2 separate regions of the Homo sapiens genome follow, and region 1 is linked to region 2. A link is a contact called in ENCODE Hi-C data. All regions are on one chromosome and are shown on one strand. The core of a region is the stretch at or near the end of the contact, and the rest is flanking DNA. Distances in the headings are between cores, read along the strand shown. Region 1 has its middle 28 kb from the start of SGIP1. Region 2 overlaps PDE4B (phosphodiesterase 4B).

Evidence for each region. Hi-C counts contacts between places; a loop is a spot of excess contacts on that map. Pooled maps may share reads with other maps.
Region 1: a loop to region 2 is called in a map of MCF 10A, with 4 times the contacts of the local background. The contact joins two enhancer-like sites. A Hi-C loop is called at or near these places in 19 of 168 maps with a recorded cell type or tissue (A673, B cell, CD4-positive, alpha-beta memory T cell and 14 more), 34 of 37 single-sample maps with no recorded cell type and 29 of 50 pooled maps.

What each region holds. Positions count from the first base shown.
Region 1 is chr1:66,504,817-66,507,621 of GRCh38, forward strand. No RefSeq gene overlaps it. Among named protein-coding and RNA genes, the nearest start is that of SGIP1, 28 kb to the right of the region's middle. Within about 2 kb of position 1,500, at least 2 of the 41 ENCODE cell types and tissues checked have a DNase peak (open chromatin) inside an H3K27ac peak, as active enhancers do.
Region 2 is chr1:65,947,823-65,950,665 of GRCh38, forward strand. All of the region lies in intron 3 of PDE4B (phosphodiesterase 4B), which reads left to right. Among named protein-coding and RNA genes, the nearest start is that of PDE4B-AS1, 100 kb to the right of the region's middle. Within about 2 kb of position 1,254, at least 3 of the 41 ENCODE cell types and tissues checked have a DNase peak (open chromatin) inside an H3K27ac peak, as active enhancers do.

The DNA of each region.
Region 1 (2,805 bases), core at 250-2,749, 560 kb after region 2:
TTCCAAAAATCCTAAACTAATTATGGTCTTTAAATATAATTTGGGGGAGTTAAAAAAAGAATCTGAATTTAAGTTCTGCCATGCAGTGTGGCTGCATGAACTTGGCCACGTTCCTTTAACTCCTTGAGCTTCCATTCTCTTATAAATTGAGAGGGTTGAACATATAATCTTTAAAGCCCCTTTTAGGCTATTAATCTTTACTTCCATGAAACAAACAATATATTTAGAACATAATTTGATATAAGTTACAATTTCTCAATGTGCATAATTAATTGTGAAGTGGTGGGGCAGTGGGGTAAAACTTGGTAAACCTAAAGTCTAACTGAAAAGAGAATACAGTATGTGGGTATTTTTCCTTCTCTCAACTTTGCTTTTAAGAGAAACAGGCTAACCATGAAAACAAAAACAAACAAACAAAAACACATCAAAAGCCTCATGTCAAATATTCAGAAGTTTCCATTTTTTTGTTGTTATTGTTGTTGTTGTTTGTGGTTTTTTGTTTGTTTGTTTTAGAGACGGAGTCTTGCTCTGTTGCTCAGGCTGGAGTGCAATGATGCAATCTTGGCTCACTGCAACCTCCGCGGTTCAAGTGAATCTCCTGCCTCAGCCTCCCAAGTAGCTGGGATTATAGGCACCCATCACCACGCCTGGCTAATTTTTGTATTTTTAGTAGAGATGGGGTTTCACCATGTTGACCAGGCTGGTCTTGAACTCCTGACTTCAAGGGATCTGCCCGCCTCAGCCTCCGGAAGTGCTGGGATTACAGGCGTGAGCCACCTCGCCCAGCCTATTTCAATTTTTAAGGTAGAAAATTTGAAACTTTCAGCTGCGTGTGGTGGCATGTGCCTGTATTCCCAGCTACTTGGGAAGCTGCAACGGAAAGATTGCTTGAGCCTAGGAGTTTGAGGCTGCAGTGAGCTATGACCATGATGCTGCACTTCAGCCAGGGCAACAGAGCAAACTTAAAACAACCTTTGCAAAGATTATGACAGTGAAAGAAGTCTAGCACAGCTGACTCCACAGGCTGGCTTCTAGCCCCACAGGCTGGCTGTCCTCACTCATTCCTGGGTGTAGGCCAAGCTAACCATGGGAGGAATTTAGTTTATAGTTTAACTTTAATGTAAGGATGATTGATAATAGTCCCTTACTAAAACTGATCCCCTCCTGTTCAGGAATGGAAACCACCTTTGTCTGAATTTTTGGCATGAAAGAACAATGATTAGAATTACGGGAGGGGCCTGAATTCTGCTAAAATGTAGGTGTAGCTAAACAATAACCAGCCATTGTCCCTAGCTTGTTTTTCTATAATCTCTTAATGCTCAGGAATCATATGGCCAGAAGTCACAAGATTTGTGACTTTGCCAATTTCTCCTATAGATAACATCACTATTGTAAAACTTAAGATTGGTCTTTTGAGATATTTTTCAGACTTTTGCATTCTGGCAACTCACCCGACTGAGACCAGTGACTCATGACTCAGCTGGTCCTGTGTTTCCCACCCAGAGGTGGACTCAGCGCATGAGGACCATCCGTTTTCCACATTCCTATGATTTCATCACCAACCAATCAGCAGCACCCATCCTCTAGCTCCAAATTGCCCATAAAAGCCCTAGCCTCTGAGTTCTCGAAGAGGCTGATTTGAGTAATAATAAACTCCTATTCTACCACTTGGCTGGCTTTGCATTAATTAAACTCTACTGCAATAATGCTATCTCAGTGAATTGGGCTTATCTATGCCACAGGCAAGAAGAATCTGTCATATGATTACAAGACCATGTTAAAAAAAAAAAGAAAGAAAATTTGAAACCTCTATTTCCAAATATTAGGAACTTGGAAAAATATGCACAAAGCTAGGATTTCTAGTAAGGTGGGGTTCATATACTTTCCTGATACACTTTCCTGATACAGTTTTCCGTGTCAAGAGAGATAAGTCACTAGGTGATAAGCTAGATGTGATTAGGAGGGGGTGGTGAAGACTGTGACAAACTAGAAAGAGTATGTCCTAATTGGATAGTCAGCATTTAGCTTTAGTTTATTATTCCCATGTGTCAGTTTGAGGCTGACATTAACAAAGCTTCCCATTTTCCAAAAGAAGACCCAGAAACCAGAAGATACAGAAACCTGGACTTTTGGATATTTTTCGTAGTTTTTATTTGTTGGTAAATCATGCAGATCTTTTCTTAGAAGTGAGTTGTCTATCAGATAAAAACATCAAAGGGCTCAATTTAATTCATACTATTAATGTTTTACTGACTTCTGGGCTTAAGTGTGTTTGTTGGTTATGTTCTGTTTTGAGGTTTTCAGTAACATTATTATCATGTCTACAGGAATTGAAGCTATTAGTTACTGAGCCCCAGGTTATTACCCCATACACACATTTTTCTGGTGACTTCAGCTCCTAGTTCATTCTCATGCTGTCTGTACTACTTATTATATCTGCACTCTTGGTGATTTCAACATATGCATATGTGATACTTTCACAGCCTGGCTGCTCAGATCCTTAATGTCTGCCCCCCAAAGATCTTGCTGTTCACCCTACTGCAGCAACCTTACTCCCCAGATCACATGGTAGATGTCAAGACTCCTAACTTCAATCCGGCCATAACCCCACCCCACTCTCTGATCACCATCTTTCATCTTTCCAGTTTATTCCCTCTACCCTGACTGCTGGTTCCAATGTCTTTTGACTCTTCAAGTCACCTACCTTCAATTGACCATTCTACCTTTTTACTATCCCTTTGAGGAAAGAAAAGAACTTTCATATGAGCAATTGAGCCCTTTCAAATTATCAGACTTGGAGAGGCA
Region 2 (2,843 bases), core at 4-2,503:
TTTAGATTTCTAGCCTCCAGAACTGTGAAATAAACTTCTGTTGTTTAAAGCCACTTAGTTTGTGTACTTTGTTATAGCAGCCATAGGAAACTAATACAGATGCAATATATATACTATATATAATATATATGAATACATATACATAAATATATATACTATATATAATATATGCATACATATACATAAATATATATAATCATATATATTTATAAATTCATTATCCTCGTGGAAGTGTCTTACTGGCATATCCAGGATCATTCTCTGGGCCTTTGCTACAACAACAGCTATAACTTTACAATTCAATGAACAAAGGGTTCTGCCAACTGCTAAGTATGCCCATCCCAATTGTACATTTGGAAATTGTGCAAAGGCCCACCCGTACCCATTGTGAGACAGACATGGTTTGGACTCCGGTTGCTAGTTGACTTCCATATACCTCTACTCTTAGCAGGAGGGTAATGTATTAGTCAGGGTTCTCTAGAATCATATATATATTATATATATGAGAGCTTATTATGTATTAACTTACATGATCACAAGGTCCCACAATAGGATGCCTGCAAGCTTGAGGAGCAAGGATAGCCAGTCTGAGTCTCAAAACTGAAGAACTTGGAGTCTGATGTTCAAGGGCAGGAAGTATCCAGCATGGGAGAAAGATAGAGGCTGAGAGGCTAGACCAGTCTCTCCTTTTCACGTTTTTCTGTCTGTTTTATATTCACTGGCAGCTGATTAGATGGTGCCCATCCAATTAAGATTGGGTCAGCCTTTCCCAGCCCACTGACTCAAATGTTAATTCCTTTGGCAACACCCTCACAGACACACCCAGGGTCAATACTTTGTATCCTTCAATCCGATCAAGTTGGACTCAGTATTAACTATCACAGGCAATGATGGTGTTTGGGATCTTTGGCTATCAGCATCAATCTGTATTCACGTGTTTGGAAATATCTGAGTAATTTACGGATTGATCGATGGTGTTGCAACATCTTTCTTGTTTTTCAGTTGATGTGTTTTGGGTCACAGAACTGGCTCAGGCCTAAAAGCTGAGCATGGAAATAAGGCTTTTCACTGAGCATAGCTGACCTCAAACTTCTACTCTGCCGTCACGTATCTCTTTTGAATATTCATATTCAAATACCCTTATTGGCTGCCTATCTATCTTGCCCCTAGGGACAAAATGTTCTATGAGCCCTTTCCATAAATTCTGTGGGTCATGCCTTGCTGACTCATTCTGAACTTGCTGTGGATTATAGCCTTCTGTCCACCGCTCTTCTATTGGGTACATGCTGCCACCTAGCCTCTGCTCTTCTCAGATCCTATCATCTCCATTGCTATTAGGGAACCCACTACCATAACAATATCTCACATCATTATTCCCAGGGGTCCTTCTGACCTTATTGCCTTGGGCATGTCTTATGGGCCTCCCTAAGGAATATGGTCGGTACAGGGTTTTCTGTCTCATAGAACGGACCCATTGCTTGCATGTTGCTTCTGTGAGCCTTTTAAGCCCTTCCTCCATCATTTGCTACAGCAATTCTGGCATCTCTATTTTGTTTACTGTAGGCCTTTCCTTTTCTCAGGCTTTCAAAGTTAATTGTATCAGCTGATTACAGCAATCACTGGGGCTCTTGCCAGGGCATTAAATCCTGTGTCACTGGAAAGTGCCACTATATTGCAAAACACTCCCTAACACAGCTGTATAGCCTATCTTCTCTTGATTTAACCCCCTGAGGAACCACTTCCAGTTCCTGATGGTAACATGTTATCCATGTCTTGATGTTTTTAGGCATATAATTTCTTTTCTGCTTTACCTGTCCCAACACTTTTGATCAGGTTATGCTGAGATTTTACTCTAATTATGAACCAAGAGAGGAAGTGGAGCAAGTCCTGAGAAGGTAAAGAAATGTTATCTAAGATACCTGCCTCACTTGATACCTTTGTATAACTTCAAACGTGTGTGTGTGTGTGTAGCTCTGTCTTCCAATAAGAGATAATTGGTCACATTTTCAGGTGCATAGGACTCAGGATAACCCAAGATTTGAGATTCTTAACTGTGTCGATACAGATATCCCCATCCAAGCATCAGGGCCCCACTCCCTTCAGGGCTCTAAGTTTGTGTAAGAGACCTGCCTAGACTGAGATCCAGCTTTCTCTGATGCACTGCTAACAATTAATTTTGTTTTCTCTTGTTCTTCAACCGTGGCTGCCATCCAGGTGCAGAAGTGGAAGTTTTATTTAAATAGTGCCTAGGAGTTCCTGTTACTCTCACTTTGCTAATTTACTTTGTTGATTAATAGACTTGAACCTGTCATTTTCTCTCTTCAATCACTGGTGCTGAGCAGTAGCCAACCAATTCCACATTCTTATAGTTGTTATTTCTTCATATCTCTAAAACACCCAGAGTATTGTCGCAGCTATTGCACCGCTTCCACCTGTATCCCATCACAGGACAGCATAGGTGAAAGCCAGTAAAATGCACCAGCATTCCAAGGACTATCAACATTCCACCTATCACCAGCAATAGGGTTCTCATTATCATCCAGCTGGAAAATGATCCAACTCCAGGATCCCCATCTTTACAGTCTGTCTCTTAGAAGTGCTTCTTGTATCAGTGGTCATAGATTGGGTTCCATTCAGGTTAGGGATCCTTGTTTAAGTCACTTATTGGGGATGTGCTCAATAGGGGAGTGAGGGAAGCAGAATAGGATGGGGAAAACGCCAAGCAAGAATGTGGTCTCAGGAGGGACTAGCTTCAGTCTGATCCTACAGGACACTGGAGCACAAATTACACAACAGAACTAGTCGTACATAGAGAAAAAGAGGCTGGCCTTGTGTATCCCATG